Linked DNA regions of Homo sapiens: region 2 is linked to region 1. Evidence: read pairs that join two places in POLR2A ChIA-PET (ENCODE). Cell type or tissue: MCF 10A. All regions are shown on one strand. Each heading gives the region's core, and the rest is flanking DNA. Links, peaks and the distances in the headings are about the cores only. Region 1 overlaps EFNA5 (ephrin A5). Region 2 overlaps EFNA5 (ephrin A5).

Evidence for each region. ChIA-PET counts read pairs that join two places held together with the same protein. Peaks named below come from ENCODE experiments on the same cell type or tissue, not always from the same donor. Only the 100,000 strongest peaks of a DNase experiment are listed, where the experiment ranks them.
Region 2: POLR2A ChIA-PET joins it to region 1 with 6 read pairs; 4 of 35 experiments call an interaction of 5 or more read pairs at or near these places.

What each region holds. Positions count from the first base shown.
Region 1 is chr5:107,429,920-107,435,307 of GRCh38, reverse strand. The region is part of intron 1 of EFNA5 (ephrin A5); the gene reads left to right. Among named protein-coding and RNA genes, the nearest start is that of EFNA5, 240 kb to the left of the region's middle. In MCF 10A, for the core only: no CTCF peak of the experiment used is centred there; a DNase peak (open chromatin) is centred at 3,117.
Region 2 is chr5:107,574,402-107,579,789 of GRCh38, reverse strand. The region is part of intron 1 of EFNA5 (ephrin A5); the gene reads left to right. Among named protein-coding and RNA genes, the nearest start is that of EFNA5, 94 kb to the left of the region's middle. RefSeq lists an enhancer at 4,479-5,388. In MCF 10A, for the core only: no CTCF peak of the experiment used is centred there; DNase peaks (open chromatin) are centred at 1,499 and 2,599.

The sequences.
Region 1 (5,388 bases), core at 276-5,275:
TCAGATTTAGAATAGGAAAGCCATAAGGCTTGCATTCTGTGCTGAAAGGAATAACAGAAGGATGCAAGAAGCAGCATGTTATACAACAGAGACTGCTGTCCTGCCCATCTCCTCACAAAAACATATTTATAAACCAAACCCATATCTGTTGCAGGACCCATTAGCCCCTTTTGGGACAAATGAAAAATTATACTAGTTAAAAACAGACATCTTGTTCTGAAATTAGCCTTTAAATCAGTAATAGTAGAATTTGAAGACAGTGCTCCCAAGATATATTCACTCTAGAATTAGTTTAAAATTTTGGAGGAACCCTAAGCTGATAAATTTGCTTAATCTTTGACCATAAATCATATCCTTCTTTTACATTTCAATTTCAGAATGTAATACATTAGGTTGCCTTGTAATTAAAGAAGTGACATTGGATTTCTGTTCAAGTAGGAATATTAAAACAATCACCTCTTTGACAGATTAAAATATATTTAAAATGTAATAATCAACTATCCAGTTCATGAGAAATAACATTTTCATTATTGAATTCTTTAAAACATAATGTGAAGGGGGATGAAAGTATCTCACAGCTTCCTAACCTCTAATAACACTGTCTCCTTTCAGTAATGCTGTTTCTATATTTATGGAGTGAAGAAACTTCACTCAGGAGCTTCTTGATAAAATACCTCCATACATATTTCCCTGGAAGCAGGTTCTCTGCTGTGCCAGCAACATATGCTAAAGGCCAATTTAGAACATTTTAAATATGCACCATACCCTTCCTTTTCCAGCTACTAAAATGAAATGCATTTTGGCTTTAGCAAATGAGGATGGAATGAAAGGAGGAAGACTGCAGGGCAAAGTGGCTAAAGATGAACTCAGAGAAGGAGGATTATGGTGCTGCTCCTCTGCAGCCTGAAGCCCAGGGCACTGCCTGAGTGTCCTTTCAATGTGGCCTCCCCAGCTGTCAATATCCACAACACAGGAGTGTGGGGTCCAGGAGGAAGTCAGGTCGGCACCATGAAAATCATAAGGAAGAAAAGCGAGGTGGTATCTACTTACCTTAGTAAAGAGGAACCAAGAGACAGGGTCAGAGTACGTTGAGAACTTACACTTGAGACTAGTAAAGGACCTAGACTATTCAAGTAGTAGATGTACCTTTTTCAGCCACCCAAGTTTGAAAATGAAATACTTAGGAGGACAAAGCTCTTACAGCTTAGGCTACCTAATGTCATCAAACAATGCTTTGCTTCCTCAGTAGAAAGTTGAGGGCACACTGGTGAGATCTAAATGAAAAGTTAGTTGTCAACTGTTACCTCACTTCTCTTGTCTTTATTTCATCTGAATTCTGAGACTCAAGTCATGACTTACTTCTTGCAGATAGGTTCAGTACAGGGAGCAATTTTTTTTTTTTTTTTTGAGACAGGGTCTTGCTCTGTTGCCCAGGCTGGAGTGCAGTGGCACAATCTCGGTTCACTACAACCTCTGCCTCTGAGGCTCAAGTGATCCTCCTGCCTCAGCCTTCTGAGTAGCTGGGACTACAGGCACACACTACTATGCCTGGCTAATTTTTTTAAAAAAATGTTTTATAGAGATGGAGTCTCACTATATTGCCCAGGCTGGCTCAAACTCCTGGGCTCAAGTGATCCTCCCACTTCAGCTTCCCAAAGTCCTAGGATTACAGGCATCAGCCACCATGCTCAGCAAGGGAGAGATATTAACAGTGGCTTTAAATTGAAAATTAAAATTTATTCAGCATATAATGGAATGTCATCAGGTAAACACTGAGAAACAAACACACTTTCCAGAAGCACACTTTTTCAGCTCTAATCCCAGCTTCAGTTGTTACTTTTGCTGTCAATAGCCCTAGATACGTGCTTTTTATCCAATGCTCCAGGTGGCCTCTGGTTTATCAAGAACTACCATAAAGTACATAATTCATTTTTGGTATTTGAGATGATTGCAAAGGACTAGTTGCCATGCTGAATTTTATTTTCCTAAATTAACTAAAATTACCCTTTTATAATATATATGACATTGATTCTGAACCAGTCTACCACCAAATTTTCATAAATGTGTACAATGTATTCTTGCCATAATAGAGTACATATAATATGAAGTTTATCCTTGAACAATGTGGGAGGTTAAGGTCACTGGCCCTGCATGTAGTTGAAAATCCAGGTATAACTTTTGACTCCTGAAAACCTTAGCTACTAATAGCCTACAATTGCTTGGAAGCCTTGCCATTAACATAAACAGTCAATGCATATTTTCTATGTTAAACATATATACTATATTCTTATAATCAAGTAAGCTCAAGAAAAGAAAATGTTATTAATAAAATCATAAGGAAGAGAAAATATATTTACTCTTTTTAAGTGGAAGTTGATAATCCTAAAGGTCTTCATCCTTGTCTTCACATTGAGTAGACTGAGGATGAGGAGGGATTGGTCTTGCTGTCTCAGGGGTGGCACAGGTAGAAGCAAGTCCACGTGTAAGTGGATCCATGCAGTTCAAACCCGTGTTGCTCAAGGGTCAACTATTTATGTTGCACAGAACATTGACCTAAGTGGCCATGCAGCCTTCTGGGGAGCAGTGACCATCTTTTTATGCATATGAGATGTTTCTTGACTCTTGAGACTTTTACACTGTGAAAACAGGCAGGGCCGTAATTGTTTGACTCAAACACAATTGCTTTTCTAAGTATGGTAACTGAGCATGCTTTTAGATTGTGAAGCACTGTGATAATTTAGTAGAGATTGTATTGTAATTATTGCTGGCTTGGTGTACAGCCAGAAATTCTTATAGTTAAAATTATGTGGTGATCTCAGATAGAGGTATAGAACTGCTGATACAATGGATGGAATTAAGGATAAGACATAAAGAGAAGACATTTACAAGAAATTTTCCAAGAAATTTACAAATATGTTAAAGCAATGGCTGTGTTACCCATGGCATTTGTAAATATTGGCATGCAGAATCAGTCTTCCTAGATGTCAGTTTCCTCTTTTAATATGAGCTAGAGCTCATGAAAGCTGCTTCCTGATGGAAAAAAGATTCCTTTATGTGAATGGCTGCTGAGCCTAACAACATGTTATTCTGTGAAAGGATGAGTCAGGAGCTAACCCTGCAATCTGAGGCTTATTCTAAATGTTGACACACCCCTCAGCTTTCCAGTTTAGGAGTTTGGGACAAACCTCATGGAGGAGACAGTAGGGCTGGGACACCTTGTTGCAATGCTCTGCTAGAAGACCAGTGTAAATATAAAGGTAACCCAACTCTTAAGAGGGTCGTTACTACAGCTGGTGAAGCTTTGGAACCATTGTGGTTAGGAGGACAAGAATATGCTTCAGAACCATGTAAGACTTGAGTTCAGATCCTAACTCTGCTATTTATTAGCTATAAAAAGTTGGACAATGCCCTCTCTGAATGTCCTCGACTCATTGGTAAAGTGAAACTAATTAAAACTACAAAATAGGGTTGTTTCGAGGATTTCATATGATAACATATGTAAAGCCCATAGCAGATCCTGGATGCAGCAAATATTTGTTGCATCCGTGAATGAAGGAGAGAACTGAAACCTCATCAAGAATGAAAATGGGTCCCTCTGGAGGAATATAGTGCTGACCTAAGGACTTGGCTCTAGCAATTTAATCTCTCACAAAATGGAAAAGTGAAGAGCTTTGGTTCTGAGGTCAGAGTGGGTTTGAATTCTGCCTCCCCCTTTTCTTTACTAGTTGTGTAATATTGGGCACGTTGCTTGACTTCTTAATCTCAATTTCCTCATCTTTAAATGGGTGTAGTAATAATAGTGGCTATTCCGTGGCATCGTAATAGAGATTAAGTTGAGATAATGAATGTAACATAATAAGCACTCTAATATTAGCCATACTTATGTGCTCCTTCACAGTATGGCCAGAAAAGAATGGTTCCATTCTACTTTATACCCAGAGAACATGATTTGATATATTAAGGCAAAAACCGCAATTACTTTTGCACCAACCTAATAGGATTAGCATATGTGATCCTAAACTTTTCTTTGGATTATACTTGAGTACGTTATATAGCTGCCTTTTATGAATTCCAGTTTGTCATTGTTTTTATATTTATATTGTCCACCCTTTGAAATGTACATTACTAAACTATATGAATTTAAGATCTGAAACAAAAGTGTAAATTGATTCTGTAGTGAATCATCATCTTTTCTTCGTCGTATGGCTGCTAAAAGGGTAGAAATACTAATTGTGGCCGGGCGCGGTGGCTCACGCCTGTAATCCCAGCACTTCGGGAGGCCGAGCTGGGCAGATCACGAGGTCAGGAGATTGAGACCATTCTGGCCAACATGGTGAAACCCTGTCTCTACTAAAAATACAAAAATCAACTGGGTGTGGTGGCGCATGCCTGTATCCCTGCTACTTGGGAGGCTGAGGCAGGGGAATTGCTTGAATTAAGGAGGCGGAGGTTGCAGTGAGCCGAGATCACACCACTGCACTCCAGCCTGGTAACAGAGTGAAACTCCATCTCAAAAAAAAAAAAAAAAAAAAAGAAAGAAAGAAATAATAATTGCTGGGGCAATCGCATGTTTGAAATAGGTACCACCGTAATTCACTTAACACTCCATGCAAAATAAAATGTCATCAGAAGGGATAGCTGGTCAACACAAAGTAGAATGGGTCTTCAGCCTCACAGTTTGCTTTAGTAAAAATTTAGCAACATTAACAGGGGTAAGAGTTAGGAAAGGAGAGCAAACTTCTAGGCATGAAGAAACTGACATTTTTTTTTCAGTTGTGGAATAAAGGAATTACAGAATAAAGGAGTAACAGAATGGGTCCAGACAATGGCAGTTTTAATTTTTACTTTCACTTTGAGCAGTGCCAAATGCTAGTGGAAGCTAAAATGAGTGACACTTAGGGAAAGAAAAAACTTCCCCCTTGAATCTCTTTAAAATCTATAATAATAATATAATAATATAAAGTGCATCTGGGCATTGCCTTCTGCTGTTCTTGTCTGGCTCTTATCCAAAACTGTCAGGCTACTCTGAGTGCTGATGCTTCATATCCCAGCACCCTTTTATCTGAACTTTGCAGTGTCTTTTCTCTGTACTTTGGCAGTGATGTTAGCTTGATGTTCAAAAATCTTTTAAAAGCAACACAGGCTTTCCTTGCATCTTGACAAATCATTGTCTGCTAGTAATGAAGAAAAAGTAAACTCGTGGTCATTGCAAATATATAAATACTTCCAAGTGTTTTCGGTTTTTAAAAAAATGGTTATGTAGTTTGGGATCCTCTAGCTGAAAAGTGAATATTCTGAGAATTTGTCCTTATTTCTCTTGTGTAAATCAGCATGCTGCTTTTCAAGAGCAAGGGTCAAGTGGAGTTGCTATGGATCATTTGACATTTA
Region 2 (5,388 bases), core at 131-5,130, 140 kb before region 1:
TGGGGCATATTGAAGTTCTGCTGGAAGTGAATTTGGGGTGCAGCCTCTTTGGTGGATGAAAACATTTCAACTAAATGATGAATTCACCCTGTGCTTTTTTTGAACTGAAATTATCAAGTCATGTTGCTCATTTCTATTATTCAGACAGAGAGAGAGAAAAGGACTATAATACTATTAACTGTGGCTTTTATTATTATTATTATTCTGGTATGGAATGATTTTATTCAAGGGTGGTCTTTTTTTTTTCTTTTTTCTTTTTAAGACTGGGTCACACAACTATATGTTTCTTGGAGCCTCTTGTCTGTCATGCAGTTCTAAAGAGAAACACTGTGGATAAAGAAAAGACTTCAGCAGCAGACCTGAGTTAGAATGCTGGTTCAGCCACTAGCCGTTCAAACAGTAGTAATGATTACAGTAATGGCCACTATTTTTTGCTTATTCTGTACTAGCTCTTTGTATATATTTTACTTCATTCTCTTAGCTCTGGAAAGTTGAACCTGGCTCCATGTCACACAGTTGGTTAATGGATGAGCCGGAATTCTAATCCAGCTGTGTTTGTGTCCAAAATCTATGGTCTTTCTTCTGCATCATGATTACCAAAGCTTTTTGCACTATAATGTCCTTCTGTATAAAATAAGGACAGTGTTAATGCTTAACTTCCAGGGTTGTTGGGAAGAGTAGAGAGGGTATGTAGAGTTCAAGGCATGCAGTGGGCAAGCAGGAAGTGGCAGAGTTGATCAGGGCCACAGTGTGCTTCATGTGGACACCATTTATGCACTTTTGTCTTTATGGGTCCTTTCCTCCATTAAAAAAATTAAAATTTTGTCTTATGACTGTGTTGGTGTAAATACAAATGTGATCAAGGCTGGATTTTATTTATTTTAAAAGAAATTAAAACACTGCTGGGGTCTTAGGCACTGGGCCTACCATGTCCAGCGTAGAAGCCAGCCCCATATCATCGCAGGCTCCCTTTTAATTTCAGACAGCAGTGTCATTTCCTTTTGCGAATCATGTTGCCATCATGTCCTTTTTACTGCAAAAAGAATTCTGCTTGGCAAATGTACATGGGTATGAGTGTGTGTGTTTGGGGAGAACAAAAGTCTGTCACCATCAGTATTAATTGGACAGATGCTCTGAACAGTGGATGCTTATAAGGGTGCCTCTTGCCTGATAAGTCTGAGGTAGGCCATTTATCATTTATTTTTTCTGGTATTCTTTTACATATATTACAATTTTTAGAACACTCAGATTCAAACTGAAAGTTATGTATTTAAAAGGTCTAGAAATTTCTCACTTTTTTTCCTCTACTGATTAGAACTGGGAACTGGTTTTGGCCTCGTGTGGCCCCCTCTTGGGACTCTCTGGGTTGGTGTCCAGGGCAGTTACTCCTTGCCCGAAACCACCCCTGAAATCCACAACCCAAAACTGATTATCATCAACATTTCTCAATTTCCAAAATGAAATTTGTAGTTACCTCAGACTTCATGGATTTTGGCCTGGTATACATGCATAACCAGTTGGATTGACTCATAGCTAGTTTAATTACGTGGTGCTTTGCTTAGATTGCAGACTTCTCTAGGAGAGGCACACTTTTGCATCTTCTCAGCACCTAAGCATTTAATAAATTCTTGTTGATTGAATGGAGGAATGACTGGCTGGCAAAGAACCAGTCAGTTATGTCAAAGGTGCCAATTTGATTGTCTTGAGACACAATCCATTAAAAACTCAGCTGTTTGGCGAGAGAGTAGAGGCCTCACCAAAAGTTGAGAATTCGAGAGAAATCTTTTATAATCTTATCAGGACCCAGGCTATGTTCTTTGATCAGTTAAGGAAAAAAATGCCAACTGTCAGGCATAACCTAAGATTTCAGGAAGTCTTCCACAGCAATGTCTGAACCCCCGCGCTCCAAAAAAGGTTTATCCCTCCTGTGGATGGCAGACAATATGCTTGCTGATGCAGCCGGTGATATAATTAAACTTTTGACCACATGCATGACTTTAAGCAAAGAAGTGGCTAAAGCTCTGTGTCTAACGTGATTGAAGGGTGGAATCCGATGGTGAGGCTCCCCCAACTAATCTCTCCTTTCACAGTTCTCTAGAAGCAGGCCTTCTGGGGGTCCAGAGTTTACAATAAGACCCTTTTATACTTCAAATGTCAGCAAAACATTCAGACTAGCTCTTCCCAAAACACGAAGGGGTAAGCCTGGCCATTCTTTCCTCTTGACATTTGGTCTAATTCCATTTCAGATAAGTGGGCCTTGGATGTAATCCATCTGGAGTGGGGTATCCTTAAATTTCCCGTTTCGGCCTGCCTTTTGCATCTTAACCCTTATTGCTGAACCTTCACTGGGTTTTCTGTGTCTGAAAGGGCACACAGCTCTTCCTTTTTGTTTTAGCCTACAGTAATATCTGAAATTTAGATTTCACAGAAACTATGAAATGCTATTCACAGACAAAACAGCCCAACCGAGAAACTGACTTCATCTGGGAATGGCAAATTTCCCCTTTTCCCAGGCTACGTTCCCAAGCAAGATTTGAGTTTTATGTTCACAATTGACTTGTTTCAGAGTGACCAGGTGGCCAAAGTGCCTCTGAAAACCCCCTCAGGGCCTGAGGAAATTTGTGTTGGCAATTATGTTAGTCATTTTGCAGGTGAAAGGTATTCTGATTTACATTTCACAATCTGATCTGCTGCAAGGCAAGGGCGAAAAACTGGTGTAGTTGGCCACTAGATCTTTCTAAACTAAGAGTGAAATATAGATACTTAAGATTTAGGCAAAATTCTCTGACTAAAGCTGAGATAGGTGGGCAAGTTGAAACAGATTTCCATGTTTTGGGACTGGAAATAACCCTGGAATGCTAACCTTCATGGGGTGGAGGGGTTTATATGTGCAACAATTTGACTGTCAGAATGTGGATTAGAGAAGGGATTTCATCACACCTTAGTATTGTACAACTTCAGCAGTTGTTCTGAGATTCTAAAGGGAGGAGGCTTAGTATTTTTGCAGTTAAATAACAGTATGGCAAGCTTCTCTGATGTGTTCCCTCATTCTCATGTAGTAAATAATTTGGGTGTTAGCAGCTTTATAAGAACCTTTATAAACAGCCATTGTGTTTTCCTCTCACATGAGTCTGCTCCAACATGCTGGATAAGCAGTGGTAATTGATAAAGTCATGTATACAGCCTTTATTTCCATGGGTAAATTTATGGTCAGGAAAATATCTGAATTAGTCTTGTCTAAGACAATTGAAAGAAATGTCGGCATAGTTCCTGATGATGGATTTTTTTCATGTAATTCTTTTGCATTTGGCAAGATTCTAAATTGATTTTATGAATAGGACGGCAGATTAACCTTTCTGTAACAGGCTGGAAAAATGATCACTTGGAAACATGGTGCCCCCTAATAGCATTCTTTGTAGCAATCAGAGATAATCTGCTTGTGTGCAGTCATGTTATTAGCTCATTTCCTTAAGCCGTTTCCTAAACTTGTTATGTGATTGCCGTGATGGTCCCAGTTACTGGATTGGGGATAGTTCCTCTACTGGATGTAACTTTTCTCACTTAAAAAGAGTATGATAATGATGATGGAAATGGTTGTTTCTGTGAGAACACTGTAGGAAAAGCAGAAAACTAGAAAACATCCATTTACAACAACCCATTTTGTACCCTGCCGATGCATTTGGAGAACTAGACATTTAGCTTAAACAAGTTCTGGACAGTTATCATTAATGGCATCCTTGGGTGAGTGTTTAATACAACCATTTAAGTTACTGTTTGCCTGGCATTTCCTCCTTTAGGAAATGAGGCAGTTTGCAGAAAAGAAATTAAATAAATCCTGCCTTTCCTTTTTATTGCCTTTGAGATTTCCATGAAAACTTTTATTTCTTGGGACCTCTAAGTATATTTGCTATTGGCAAATGCTGATGTTCTCTTAACTAAATGATTTTGGAAACTGCTAGAAATAGGTCATGTTAAATAGGTGGAATCCTAGATGCTGTCTTTTTTCTTTATAATCTCTTTCTCCCTGATACCTTGAATTTTTACCAAATCTTTTCATTCTGTGGCCCAATTCTCATAGTGGAATGTAAACTCCTCAAGGGTAAGGACTATGTGCTGTGCTACTTGTTTTCATTGAGCTCAGTAGGTCTACAATAGATTATTTTATAGTTTTCAGGATCTCAGTCATCATGACTAACTTGCCTGGAAAAAAAAATCCAAGCTACATCTACCACATTTTCACCAACTTGAGAAAATGTTAATAAAAACATTTAAAACTGCATGAAAAGTATCTCTAACACATTTTATGAACTAATTGGTATGAAAAGCAGTCTTGGTGGGTTCAAAGGATTACTAGAAAAGGTTTTTCCCCTCAGAGGACATAATTTTCTCCTTTGGGATACATGGTATGTGTCCTGATGACCACAAAACAACCCAAACATTTTGGGAAAGTGTCTGCTTAGCTTTCTGGATTTAAAGTGCACCTGAAGATCCTTAAAAGTGTTACTAAGGTCAGTCTGTTTACAAAATATGATATTTTTCCTGATTACTTAAAGATCACTTCTTATCTGTTGGTGGAATAATTTCTTACAGACTAAAGGCTGCTTTTCACCTCTTGGATCTCTTTGATTAACTGCTTGTTATATTTATACCTCAGAACAGGACCAAAGAAAAATTCCGTTTTTATTCTTTGTTACGTTTGAAGAGTTAATGTGAAAGAACGAGTATCGTGCATTGTCAGGAAATGGTTTTTCACGTTAGCATCAGCAAAGCAGAGCAAGTGCCCTCTGCTGTGGCTTCTTCCCATATTAGACAGGGGTGTCCTTCAGCATCTTCACTGATGATGGGCATAAATCAAATTGAGAACAGTGGTATGTAGTGAATTTAGTGCAACTGCATTTTTTAATATGTAAGTAGGCTTAGGTTTTTATCTCCCTTATCTTAAGCCCCGTCAAGATCAAACTCAAGCAAGCATTCACATCCACAATTGAATCTCACCAGCCTTTTTCTTTAAGTTAACATTAGTTCAAACTCTCCCCACTGCTTCTGTCAATAGATCTTTTAAAGACAGGCATTAGAGTTAAGTTTGCCTTAGTCTTTTTCCCCCCTTCCATATAGCTTCAAGCCCAGGGGCTTCTTTTAATAGCATTAGTTAAGGCCCAGAATTGTGTAGACATTTGTGAAGGAAACTTGAAGTTTGGAACAGAATTGGCCTTTATAGTTTTTCCATGGGGGGAAAAAAATCTTCTTATGAGAATAAAGGCTGCCTACTAATCTGCTACCATCTGGAGAATGGAGAAGCCAGAGGTTGTTGGCACCAGGTCACATCCCTTATGTAAACTGTCAAATTCTTTTCATATTAATGGCATATTGAGTTTAATCTGAGGGGGT